Linked DNA regions of Homo sapiens: region 2 is linked to region 1. A link is a loop called in an ENCODE intact Hi-C map of the cell type or tissue named here. Cell type or tissue: IMR-90. All regions are shown on one strand. Links, peaks and the distances in the headings refer to the core of each region. The heading gives the core; the rest is flanking DNA.

What was found. Peaks named below come from ENCODE experiments on the same cell type or tissue, not always from the same donor. Only the 100,000 strongest peaks of a DNase experiment are listed, where the experiment ranks them.
Region 2: it touches region 1 in a loop (2.3-fold over the local background); 1 of 110 quality-filtered maps calls a loop at or near these places.

Annotation. Positions count from the first base shown.
Region 1 is chr2:220,002,300-220,010,989 of GRCh38, forward strand. The region is part of intron 1 of LOC105373891 (a long non-coding RNA gene); the gene reads left to right. Among named protein-coding and RNA genes, the nearest start is that of MIR4268, 100 kb to the left of the region's middle. In IMR-90, for the core only: no CTCF peak of the experiment used is centred there; a DNase peak (open chromatin) is centred at 4,122.
Region 2 is chr2:220,089,595-220,094,718 of GRCh38, forward strand. All of the region lies in intron 2 of LOC105373893 (a long non-coding RNA gene), which reads left to right. Among named protein-coding and RNA genes, the nearest start is that of MIR4268, 190 kb to the left of the region's middle. In IMR-90, for the core only: no CTCF peak of the experiment used is centred there; no DNase peak of the experiment used is centred there.

The DNA.
Region 1 (8,690 bases), core at 2,531-6,530:
CAGATGTGGAATCTGTACCCTGGGGTTTGCAGGCCTCAGTTGGATGTTAAATGCCCTGAGGTCTATGTGTGTAGACCTTGACTTGGATTATGAGCCCTGCTCCTATGCAGGAGAGAGGGGTAGAGCCGACTTCTTCCCTTTTGTAGGTTTTCTTGAGCTGTTGCCAAAACTCACTCCCAGCTATTTAAAGATTAGGAAATACATTTTTGAGAACTTGATTGGATGTAATTTCAGAAAAAGACACGTACATTTAGAAAAGACAATGTAAAATCCTAAAAGACCCAGTTGAAAGAACGAGTTGATGTTTAATTAAAAGCAGTGGGCATAAATGGATTCTGCACATTTTCGTGGATCAAGTTACCTAGAAAGAAAGAAAACTTGTGGGATGGGTATAATATAAACAGAAAGGGGAGTTAAAATAAAGACTTTAAGAAATTAAAATCAAAAGGGACTCTTCAAAAAGAGTGTCCGTCTTGGGTATTAACCTCCAACATTGAAATGAAAACAATTTTGAGAAGCTTAAAAAAAAAAAAAAAAGACAGCCCACATTGCGGCCTGCTTCAGATCTCTGGTGCTTTAGCTTTCTGTGGGAAGCTACAGTTTCCTGTCATTTGCTTGCTGGGTCTAGCATTTGTTCTCTGCCATGTGCATCTAGGATTTCTTACTAGCTATCCAGAGTTATGCTGCCTTGAAAGAAGAGGACATGTGGTTGTTCTTCTAGGCAAGGCCCTCACAATTTGTGAATCCAGTGTAATGGTTAAAAAGTGCTGAGCAGTAACCGGGAGACTTAGGTAAGAACCTAAGCCAGAGCTCATGTTTTCATTTCTCACTCACTGCGTGACTCGGGGGAAATTACTTTCCTTCTCTGAGACTCAATTCTCTCATTATAAATGAGATCCTTTCAGTGCTATCCAAAGGGACTTTCTGCCATGATGGAAATATTCTCATATCTGTGCCTTCCCATGCAGTGGCCTCTAGACAGTGGCTTTTGAGTCTTAGAAAAGTGGCTAGTATGTCTGAAGACTTTCAACTTCTTTTAATTTCAGTTAATTTTGATTTATTCTTAAATAGCCACATGTAGCTAGGGGCTAACATATTGTACAGAGCAGTTTGAGATGTTGCTGAAATCCTTTCCAGTTCTAACATTCTACGATTCCACACTCTGGTGCTGAGGCTTGCATTGCTGGCCAATCTCAAGCATTCGTCAAACTGTTATGCAGAACCTTGCGTGATCCACTTCTCATTTCTAGGGGAAAAAAAAGAGCAGCCAGGCAGAATTCTTCTTCCCAAATAGCTCATAGTTTTGTGGGAGAGAATCATACACTTCTAGAAACTGTAGGATGTTTCGGTTGGGACTCCTGGGAAAATGAAAAGTAGAATCAGCCTTCATCAATATTTGTTACACAAGGGTCTTTAACATTCCTCCAGCAAGGATGCACCACCAGGTAGTCTGTTCTGTCTGGGTCTGGCCCAGTTTTCCTCCTTAACCCAGAAACTAAAAGTAATCTGGACATTCACCCGCTGCTGAGTCAAACGTGGTTATTTTTAGTTTTGGGAGCCTTGAAACCTAATGAGGGTAAATGACCTAAAAGAATAGGAGTATGGGATTCTGTGTTTCATTCAGCGGATAAGCACTTACTGCATGCATTTTGAGTGTCAGACATTGGGTTAGGGATTGGGGGATACCATCGTGTGTGAGACAGGCAGCCCTTCATCTTGGGGAGCTTAGGAGAGGAGGCAGACAATGCACGAGAGGGAAGGATTTTAGATAGAGTTAAGAAAAGAAGATGGTGGCACTAATGCAAATAATAATTTTAAAAATCATTTAGGACACCACAACAAAAGATGCTGGTATTTAGCTTGCGGTCTCTGGTTGGCCATTGGTGTGGGAATAGTGAACTTGGAGTTAAAAAAAAATGAGTTCCGGGCCTGACTGTGCTGCTTACTTTGGTGTGAAGTTGGGGAAGTACAGGGTTGTTCTGGGGATACAATAATGTGTGTGAAAGGGCTGTGTAATCAGCTGAGCACTCTACAATGGTAAGATGCCATTACTATTGTGTAGGCTGCAAAATCTCCTTGTAGATAGTAATTGACTAGTTGAGGTTCTCTAGTTTGGAACACAGGAGGGAAGAGGAGACTCTCCAGAGGGACCGAGAATGTTGTGAGGAACATGAGAAGGATGCTGTGGGTGGAAGGGTCCTCAAACTGTCTTCTCTGAAGCCCTTGGCTTCCACTGAGGGGCTTCAGCAGCAGTATTGGCTAAGGTGCTAGCCCAGTGGGTCTGACTGTAATTTAGCTAGAACCAGGTATCTTAACTCTTCCCTATATTATACATACTAGCTATGTGTAAAGTGTTACTAAAGGTATCTTTTGGCAATTAAAAAAATACTGGTTAGGTGGATGCTGAGAGAAGGTGAGCTCAACAGGGGAGAGGGGTCAAGGAATGTTGGAGGAGCTCAGGCCAGCTTCCCCTCACTTTAGGATTTTGCTTCCTCTTAGGAAGTGGGTGTGAAACCGTGAGGCTGGCAGGAACCTGGGAGAATCCCTGGAACAGGATGGGGAAGGGGCAATGGCTGCACCAGGCATATCTCAACCTTATGTGCAGAGCACCTACAATTCCCATTGTGTTGCCCAAGTCCTGCAATTCATCTTGTGTCCCAAAACAAATACAATTAGGATTGACTGGTTATAAATTGCTTTAAATTTGGCTATAAACACAAAATGTGCTTGAATCACAGCACATTAGACTGGAAAATACCTAAACTCATCTTATCCCCTAACATCTTAATTTAACAGACAAGAAAACAAAGGCCAGAGTGGGGAATGGGCTTGCCTAAGATCCCAGAATCAGTGGCAGGGCAATAACCCTGAGGTTCTGGATCCTCCTGCAGAGGCAGAAACTTCAGAACCAGGAAAGGCTGAGGCTGAGTGGTCTTTTCCTGGCCCACAGTTTTCCTTCCCTAGGGTGCCTCATCTGTGTGACATCCCTGCCTAGTAACACATATGAAGCTGTTAGTACACACTGAATGCATGTTCCAGGCACTGCACTAAGCAATCTACTACCTTGCCTCATCAAATTCTTGGTGCTCAGTGTCTCCCATTTGCCCCTGCAGATCCACTTGCTGCTGGGTGCCTCATATGGAATGCATTAAGGGGCTGCCTTGTCTGTTGGGTTCTTATGGTTTCAGCTGAAGGGACGTATGGAGACCCCAAGGGGAGGAGGAGAGTGTGGTTGATGCATTTATTCATAAGCCTCCCTTTCTGTCAGGTTGCTACCAGCTGGCTGCGTGCCTGCATTGAAGGTCATAGCTCACATCACGGAGCTCCTACTTTCTTTGGATGTGGATACACACACTCTTCCAGGTGCCCCTTCGGGACTGATAATGGCACCCACTTTACTATCCTCGGGCGCTGCACCCTCCCTTGTGCTTTTTCTGCACTCTCCACACTCCTTTGTCAATAGTTCTTTTATGAAACCCTCCTTGGGTTATCCCAGTTTGAGTGCACCATCTGCTTTCTCCTGGGGCTCTCATGAATGTTCCACACAGCGACCCTATGAGGGTCATTCATTACTCCCACCTCACATGTGAGGAAATGGAGACACAGAAAGTTAGGAATGGACCCAAAATCACACAGCTAAGGAAGCCCAGGAGGTTCCAGAAACTTTGCTCTTGAACGAGGCATTGCAGCTCCTTGGAGAGCAAGTGAGGAGGGCGGGTGGGTGGGTGATAGGATGGTCCAGGGCTTGACTTCCATCACAGACAGCTTCTGCCTTCTGTCTAAAGTCCCTTTGCAATTTGGGCTTCCTCATTATTCCCTCCTGTCTATCAGCCCAGCCAGGGCCATTAAATGCTTGGTGGACAGCCTGTAAGAGTTGGCAGTGTGGTGGGGCCTAGAGAAAGTGGACAACAAAGTTCGTTTCTGTGGTTAAAATAAAAACTAAGACAAGACAACCCTTAATTAATTAAAGGAGCAGAAATAGCTCCCGGATGTGGCAGGGGCTGACAGCTTCTCCTCGATGATTTCATTCGGTGGTGATGGTTTTGTCAATATTACATGCTGCCCGGAACCACACACAGTCTCCTCTTCTGTCTGAGAACATTTTTTTCCCCTTTGAGTTGCACAAGCTCAGGCTGGGAGTGACAGAAGCCAGCCTATAGCTTCACTGACCTACTTCCCGCTGGCTCTCCAGCCAGCAGCCCACGCATCATCCATTTTAACCAGCTTTTCAAGGTCAGGACTTTTCACTGCAGAGACCGGCTTTTGCTTGACACAAAGCCAGGTGCCATCAATTGTCCTGTTTACTAAATTTTCAATGTTCTTTTTCTTTAGCTGAGCAAAAAGTATGGGTTGGGCTCCTGTTTAGGACAGATAACAAATGCAGTGACTTTGAGCCTAAATTGGCCACTTCATGTGCTGAAAAAGCAGGTTTTCCACTATTAATGGAGCACCTGGGCCAGACCAAATGCAAACAGTCAAGGATTTAGGCTGTCCCAGTAGACGGTCACACTCCTCTTTTTTTGTGATGCAGACAAATGTATGCTCCACATAAACACAATGTCTTATTTTTCACTTTTATGAAAGAATTATATGAAACCAGCTCTTCACAGATAAAAAGCAACTGCTTTGTGTATCTATTACTGTACCTTTCATCTCAACAGGCTTTGTGAGAAACTTCCAGCTGGAGGTACATTCTTTTCTGGTTTGATAAAGATAAATTGTATTCAGTAAGAGAGAAAGGGGAACATTTTCTTGATTATTCTCTAAATACGAAGTCGGGGGAAATGTGATTTTTTCCCCCAGTATTCAAAGAAGTTAGTCCCCTTTCATAATGACCCCAAATTTTCTGTGCTGCTCAGCATACTAAAACTGTTTGATCTTGAGAGAAGCTTGTTATGTATGGAGTTCTGGGAGCTCATTAGAGAATAAAGAGGACACGTCGCTTTCTCTACTAATATCTGCTAATCACTGGCTGTAAGGTACAGGCAATATGGTGTAGTGGTTTATGGCATAGACTGTGGAGTTTGAATGTCAGCTTTTCTCCTGCTATTGTATGAATTTTGGCAAGTTACTTACATTGTCCATGCCTCAGTTTCCTCATCTGGAGTGTAGAGATAATAATAACCCTTATAAGGGGTTGTAATGGGTAAATATTAGGTGTTTCAAACAGTGCTTGGTATGTAGTTAGCTTTTGTCTTAGCCCTTTCTGATTGTTGAAACAAAAAAAATGGATAATTTATAAACAACAGAAGTTTATTACTCACAGTTCTGGGGCCTTGGAAGACCACAATCAAAGAGCAGGTAGATTTGACATCAGGTGAGGGCCTGTTCCTCATAGATGGTGCCTTCTAGCTGTGTCTTTTGGTGGCAGAAGGGGCAAACAAGCTCCCTTGGGGCTCTCTTAATGCCTAATCACGAATCCCATTCACCTAAATCACTTGCTAAAGGCCACATCTCTTCGTACTATTGTGTTGAGAATTACATTTCAACATATGAATTTTGGGGGGACACAAACTTTCAGATCATAGTAGCTTTTAATAAGTGTTAACAATTATTTATCACATGAAGGATAGAAAGTCAGGAATAAATGCAGCCCTGTATGTATGAATGCATATGCATGCACATGAGTGTGGAACGAAGTTGGTTGTTTGCTGGGAGAAGGGAGCCTGGAGAAACAGGGAGCAAAGGAAGGGGTGGTGATGGATATTCTAAAAAAGGCTCAGTGAGATCCTGAGGACTGATTCTCTTCTCTGTTGACTTTCAGCACAAGAAGGAAGACAGGAAGAGGCCCACTGCCTCTCAGGTTGTTGTCCTTGCCTGGATAAGGAAGCAGAGAAATGTAAAGGAATACATTCACAAACACACATACACAAAGATAGAGAGGAAAATACATAGACAAAGGCATAGACTAGACTCAGGGAAAGTGGAAGATTTACAGGGGCAGCCACACAGAGTGAGGGAGACAGGGAAAGAAACACAGGTGCAAAGAGGAAGAGCAACACAGGGAAAATGTCCATGCATGTGCACACACACACACACACACACACACACACACCCCCCATACCAAGGAGATGACAGTTGTTCTGGTTTGTTGATGCTAAATTCTTGGATATAGCAGGATCAACATACTGCTGGAGTCAAATTGTGAAGTTGAATTATCTTTATGATCAAATGGCAACATTAAGATTATGTATATAAAGTTCCTCACACAGTGCCTGATAAAGAAAAGTTATTAATTTTAATAGAATCTTCTTTTAGTGCAGATACTGGCAGAAGAAACCCCTTTCCTGGAGTTTATGTGACCTTACCTTACAGAATGTTTCTTTCCCAGGGTGGGTGTATCTTGGTTCTGGAACCTCCTCATCTATCGGCATGTCCCCACCACTTTCTGATTTGCTTGTGAGAGTCATGGAGGACAGATGGGATATAACTACTATTTCCTCTCCACTAACAAGCTGGCAAACCTTAAAAGATTGGAGGAATGGGGGCTGGTGGGCAAAGGAATTTGGTCAAAGTACAGACAAAAATAAAATGTCCCTGACTGGGGTACCATATACAGTGAGACCCATACTAAGCAGTGTTTCATATGACTGTTTCATGATCTCAAAATCCTTATGGTTTCTTAAATCCCAAGGAAATGGGCCTGAAGACACAAAGAATGTAAACTAGATCTTTGAAATCCCCTTTGGTTATTCTCTAGAAACTTATTTCTGCAGAAGTGCCTTCTGATTGACAAAAGCTCACTTTTATATTCACAATCTCACTCTGTCAAGGTCTAGTCTGAAATCACCCTCAGAGAATATTGTGCAGTAACTTTTAAAAAGCCCAAATCCTGTCGATTTTTGCATTTAATTTATTGTTTTCCTTGGTCAGAGCTTTGCTTTGTACATAACCAAATCCCAGTTTTGAGTGCCTATCGCATACTGCTAAGCCATGATGTTGGAAGGCATTTTTTTAATTTAGAGCTTGAAATTCCCTTAGTTTACTTTCAAGTTCCTAGTCCTTTGGAAATTTATATAAAATTTCCCGGCCCCTCCCAGCCTCCTATTTTCTGCTCCCTTTGGAAGCAGTTAATTAATTTTATTTCTCAAAGATGCTTTGTTTCCTTAAGTAGTTCAGTCTGGCTAGTCTTCCTCTGGGTATCACTTTTCACCAGCATTTTATGCAAACTCATTCAGAAATAGCTCATTGTGGGCCAGTTTTCTCTGTTTGGAAGGACAATTGCTTATGAGGTCAAGGTCCTTATGCATCACTCAGTTATTCAACAGTCTTCCATGAGTCCCTGATTTGGACCATGTCCTCAGGATAAAAAGACTCAACTTCTGTCAATCCCTACCCCCACCCCATAGAGGCCCCAGTAGATGTGAGTGGAGCTCAGTGGGGTCTTCACAGGCACTTTGAGTGTGTGTGGGGGTTTATCCTGAAAATAAAAAAACATGAGAGCTGGTGAGTAAGACCAAGCCAGTGCCTTTGACAGGGAGTTGAGAGATCAGGAGAATACACTCATCTGTCAAGCCAGCAGGACTATAAATGGGAGATAGAACCAAGAGTCAGTTGCCAGACAAACAGCAGATCAGAAAGGGATTAGAGGGAATCAGTTCCAGGATGCCTGCTGTGAGCTCTGTTGGGGTGTTGACAGCTCAGATTTATGGTCTGGCAGGTACACAGTGCATGGAATACAGTGCAGGTGCACAGTGGCTGGACTAAAGGTACATGATCTGGAAGGGGTCTGTCCTGACTCACCATCCCTCAGGCCTTCCATGCAATATGGGATGGAGTGGGCAGCCCCCATTTCACTCAATGAAAGTACAGTGGAATATTCTGGGACATTCACACTTAAAGCCTGATGACTGACTTCTCTTCTGGGTCATCTCCTTTGCATGATTCTAGGTGTGGAGCTGGAAAAAGTATCTGTGATAATCTCGTGTTTCTTTTATTGCCTTCTCCAGCTTCCTGTCTTGAGCTAGAGGCTGAGTCTTGGGGTAGAGACTTGGATGAAGATCACAGGTGCAGACAGGTCAGGATAGAAGGAAGTGGTGATCAAGAAAGTGAATGTGCATAGATGGTGTGGCTTGAGGCAAAAGTCAACAAGACCATTTGCTGGTATGACTTAGGGTAGGTCTTGGGCAGAGGCAGATGATGATGACTGAGACACCTCAAGAATGGCCGGACTGATGGAACCAGGCAGAAGTCCAGTGTAGAAGTTTATCATTTTGGTTAGTGCATGATCAGAATCGCATGTGGCCTTAGAAGGGTGATAGCTCTACTCTAAAATCTACAATGATGATTTTCAAGGAGTTTTCAGGTTTAGGAGCAAAGGGTCCCTTCGGTTGTCCCTCGTGGGTATTATATTGATTATAATTGAATTGGATTTAAAACTGTGCCCAGGCCTCAGGGATTTGCTTACCCCTTGTACCCCCTGCTACTTCCAAGCTCTGTTGTGTGGGCTTCTCCATGGCATGTGGAGCCCGATGTTGTGTAGAGGAGACCCACTTACAATCAGTTCATTTAGGGGATGCCCAGAGTGTCTCAAGGCATAGACAACTCCTGTCTTTTACGCTAACTTACCTTAATTAAGATCACCTGTGTCTGGACTGAGGCACCAGTTTCCTGGGCAGGGAAGTCCTTGGAGTAGGGTGTTTGGCTGTTGTGTCATAGAATAAGGAAACTGTTCTGCCGTGTGAAGGTAT
Region 2 (5,124 bases), core at 692-4,691, 85 kb after region 1:
CTCCCAGCCAACGTCTTTCTCCCGAGCTGGATGCTTCCTGCCCTCAACCCTGGACTCCAAGTTCTTCAGTTTTGGGACCCAGCCTGGCTCTCCTGGCCCCTCAGCTTGCAGACAGCCTATTGTGGGACCTTGTGATCATGTAAGTTCATACTTAATAAACTCCCCTTTATATATATATATATATATATATATATATATATATACACACACACACACACACACGTATATGTGTATCTCCTATTAATTCTGTCCCTTTAAGAGAACCCTGAGCAATACAGTGTTTCATCCCCAACCAACATTTCTGATACCCTAAAAGCAACTTTGATGAAAAAATTACCTATAAAATTGGTGTAACTGCTATCTATTGTAATCACTAGGTAAAATAAGCAGAAAATTGATTAGAAAGTTTGATGGGTAGTTTTAAAGAGCGCACGTTTTTCTTTCCTTTTTAAGCTTAAGATTCTGTAGATTGACAATTTCAGCTGGGTTCAGCTAGATGGCTCTGCTATATGTGGACACGGGGCTGGCTAGTCTTGTCTGGGGCAAAAGTCTGTGTCTGGAGTCTGCAGCTGGGTCAGCTTAGGGGCTGCTGATCATTTGCTCGTTGTCTCAATTCTGCTTCGTGTCATCTCTCTCATCTTTCAGCAGGGCAGCCTGGGAGAGAAGGCAAGCCCAATGAGCAAGCATTTTTCAAACTTCCCCTTAGGGCACACTTGCTAATCTGGCCAAAGCAAACTATGAGGGCAGCCAGAATTAAGGGGTAGAGAAACAGACTCCACTTCTTGATGGGAATTGCTGCAAGGGAACATTGTAAAGGGATGAGGAAACAGGGAGGGGATCATTTATGGCTGGTTTTACGGTTAAGCTCACCCTCCAGCTTCTGTCATTCTCAGTGCGATGTGGACAAATTTTGCCATGTTCACATACCATCCCTATTTAGTTTTAAAAGCATCAACTGTAACTTAAAAACAAAAGCCGTTCTAGCCTCATACTAAGCAATATTATCTGTGAAATCACAGACTTAATGGGCTAGTTATTGTTAATTAGTTGAATGGTGTCCCCCCAAAATTTATATGTTGAAGTCCTAACCTCCACTACCTCCAAATTTGACTTTATTTGGAAGTAGGGTCATTGTAGATGTAATTAGTTAAGATGGGGTCATACTGAAGTAGGATGGGTCCCCGATCCAATGTGACTGGTGCCCTTATAAGAAGACGGAGAATGCCATGTGATGACAAAGTCAGAGATTTAGAGTTACGCATCTGTGAGCCAATTAATGCCAAAGATTGCAGGCAGATGCCAAAGCCTGGAAAAGACAAGGAAAGATTCCCCTTCAGGTTTCAGAGGAAGCATGGCCTGCTGTCACCTTGATTTCAAATTCTTAGCATCCAGACCTGTGAACCAATAGATTTTTGTTTATTTGAGCTGCCTAATTTGTGGTACATTTTCATAGCAGTCCTAGAAAGTGAATACAGTTATTTTTAAAGATAAAATATTAAGCAAAACCATATGAAGTTGCCACTTTTTAAAAAATGTTTGAACAACAGCAGTGTCACAGTAAAATAAATAACTACTTGGTTATTAAGAAAGTTTGTGGACTACCTAAATTTATCTTGTATACAATCACTGATATATCACTATACTTTTGAAGATGTTGATTTAAAATGTTCTATTCAAAGATAAAGCATTTAAATTTCCTGGGAAGGTCAGGCTGTAGTTAACATTTCTCCCATACAATACTGTCTTTCCTTGTTTTACGCACTTGGGTAAGGATTAGAATAAAAATCTTTAGAATTCATTTGCAAATGCTCTAAACCTGGCTATTTTTTTTTTTTAGTACCAAAGTTAATTTTTTTAAAACACATAAATTGGCCTCTGACCTTGAGATATTAGAAAATCAAGGAGTAAATTTTCTAAAATAGACAAAATGTGCCATTTGGCTGCGAAATAAAATATGTGAATTGAATCAAGTTCCCTTCATTGAGGCAGTCCAAATTAACTTGTAACTACTTTAGTAGAATTAGATCCCAGTTACTTTTGCATGGAAATAATAAAAAAAAAAAAGAAATCTAAAATTTCTGAATCTTGCAAATACTAGCTAATTAGGAGACTTTATCTGTCATGATTATTTTGAGCAACTGATCATTTCCATCAATCAACCAAGCAACCCTGATAAGCCAATCATTTTTTAATCGATGTTGAGCCACTGAAAAGTTGCCATAGATACCAAATTCTACAGCCATCACAACAGAAAGTAAGGTTAGAATTGGAAGTGACAGGTGTATTCATCACATAGTTAACAAGCCTTTGAAGGGAAAGAGAGAGTTTGTCAGAGTCCTTAGGCTGGGTATAAAAGATTGCAAAGAACACTCAAACAATTCCCAAAGAGCACTTCAAAAGAAGGGAGAAGAATCCGGTTTTCATTAGAAATGCAGGAAGATGTTTGCCTGAAATTCAAGCTGTAAGTAACAAGTTCCTTGAAGTCTTGCTTGGCTGTCATTTACCCGGGGTCACCAGCAAGTTATCTTAAGAGTGGAGAGTTTCCTTTTTGTTTCCTTTCCTTTCTACATCAAAAGTAAATAAGGATGGTTGAGAGCGTGGGGCGGTAATAACTATAGAATGCAGTCCTGATTGCACTGTATATAAATGTGGAAATTTGAAAGTATATGCATTTATATAGATATAGATGCCCATATGTGTGTAGACATATATATGTATATTTACTTGTTAATACTTTTAGAATCAAAAAGTAGAACCAAGAAATATATTTTGAGAGTCACTGTACATAAGCCAGTATATATTACTAGTAAAAATATTGCATGTCTAGAACATTGGGAAATAGATAAAAAAGGAAAGGACTCACTTCAGGTGAAAAAAACTTAATGTATTTCAAAAGTATAGCACACAACTTCCTTTGGGGCGGGCGAGGCAAACTGGCTTCTCATCCTCGTTACGCACATCAGCAGTGGGACTATGTGGAAACACAGGGTTATCCTCAGGCTCCAGGAATGAGCACTGGAGAGAAGCAGTCAGGAGAATAGAGTTCCCACCCTGGCTTTGCCATTTACTCAGTGTAAATGCAAGTTTCTCTAAGACTGTGCAAACCAGGAGGGGAGGGGGGTCTGCCTAGATTGCTAAAGACTTCATCTTGCTCTAACATTCTTTGAGTCTGGGGTTATTTGTATCTATGCTACACAGCCAGCTGTGGCTTACAGGGACCCCTGTGTGGTTTGCACATCATGTCTAATCATCGGCTCCCATCCGCTTCCTAACACTGTGTCCCGGGGATCCCTGCACACCATTTTGGTTTCATGTTCCTAAAATGCTCCCTAACATTTGGGCACCATAAAAAGAAATCAGTTGAAACAGTTTGATAAATAAAGGAACGTAGGTCTGAATAAGTTCCTGAAGGGCACGCAGTGATCTGGGTGTGGAACCAAAGCAGGACGAGGCTCTGTTCCTCCCCTAGGAGGGTGGTTTCTCTGGGTTGCTCTCTCTGGGGAGCAGAATCTTGACTTTCATGCCCACTTGTTCAAGCATTTTGTTTTTCTCTCCTCTATGGTACCTGGAGGAAGAATTTTATTTGGAACTCTGTTATAACTACCAAAATGTCAAGGGAGGAGAAGCAAATCCATATCATGGCATAAACAGTTTACCAAGTAGTCTGTCTGTCTGTCTACCTACCTACCTACCTATTTCTCTCTCTCTCTCTCTCTCTCTCTATTGTCTGTTTGTCTAGCTAATCTATCTTTTCATCTATTTATCTTTCTATTTATTATCTATACCATCCAATATCTGTCATCTATTTATCTAAACTTATATATAAATTAGTAACCCAGTGTGAGTCTGATATTAAGTACCTCTAATATTCCCTCTTCTTTTTTTCTATATCTCAGGTCATGGCTATGATCAAAATCAATGCATGATGAGTAGTGACTTCTTTCTTGCTTGTATGTGTGTCACTTAAAAAATTCCTATGTTTCAGTCCTCTCCTGTCCTCAACACAGTCAATGGTTTAATGCCTTGCAAATGTATTAATGCCTTACATACCAGCATTTCTAATCTACATAAATGGATTTTTTTATAGATCTCATTCTGTTTCTTGCTTTTTTTTTTTTTTTTCCAGATTGAGTCTCTTTCTATCACCCAGGCTGGAGTGCAGTGGTGTGATCTTGGCTCACTGTAACCTTCACCTCCTGGGTTCAAGCGATTCTCATGCCTCAGCTTCCCTAGCAGCTGGACTACAGTCGTGCACCATTACTCCTGGCTAATTTTTGTATTTTTAGTAGAGACAGGGTTTTGCCATGTTACCCAGGGTAGTCTCAAACTCCTGGCCTCGAGTGATCTGCCCACCTTGGCCTCCCGAAGTGCTGGAAGTACAGTGTGAGCCACGATGCCCAGCCTGTTCCTTGTATTTTTATTCACCAAGCACTATACAGATCCACCCTTATTGCTGTGTGTCTTCATCTTTTTGATTTGATATTCATTCAGTAAAATATTCATTGAGAATATACTATGTGCCAGGAACTGTTCTTAACTGGAAGATACAGTGATGAACTCTGAAAATAAGATCTTTACTCTCTTGGAACCTACATTTTACCGGGAAGAAACAGACAATAAACAAGTTAACACACAAACAGTATAATTTTGGGGAGTGATCAGAATAATCACTGTGAACAGAATAAAAGATGGGGAGATGATGATGCCTGCAGGTCTACAGTAGATGTGGGGATGGGTCAAGGTTGCTCTAAGGAGGTCATATTTGAGTTGTGACCTGGGGGAAGATCATTCCAGGCAGAGGGTAAAGCAGTGTGGTGTTTACAAAAGACTTATATGTTCAGAAGCAGAACTTGGTAACCCATTGAGTGAGTGGTGAACCCCTGAGGCAGGAGTGGTTAAATACACTCTGATGTACTTTGAGCTGCTTTGGTCCTTTGTGTCCTTTCCTGGGCTTGATGTGAGGTGTGGGTATGAGTGGACAATAGGCAGCAGCCACGGGACAGTCATTGAGTTGTCAAACACTCTTCCTTGATCACAATGAATGGTTCTTCTTTTTCTGTCCTTCCCTCCTTCCCTTTCTTCCTCCCCCGCTTTCTTCCTCCCCTCTTTCTTCCTCCCTCCCTC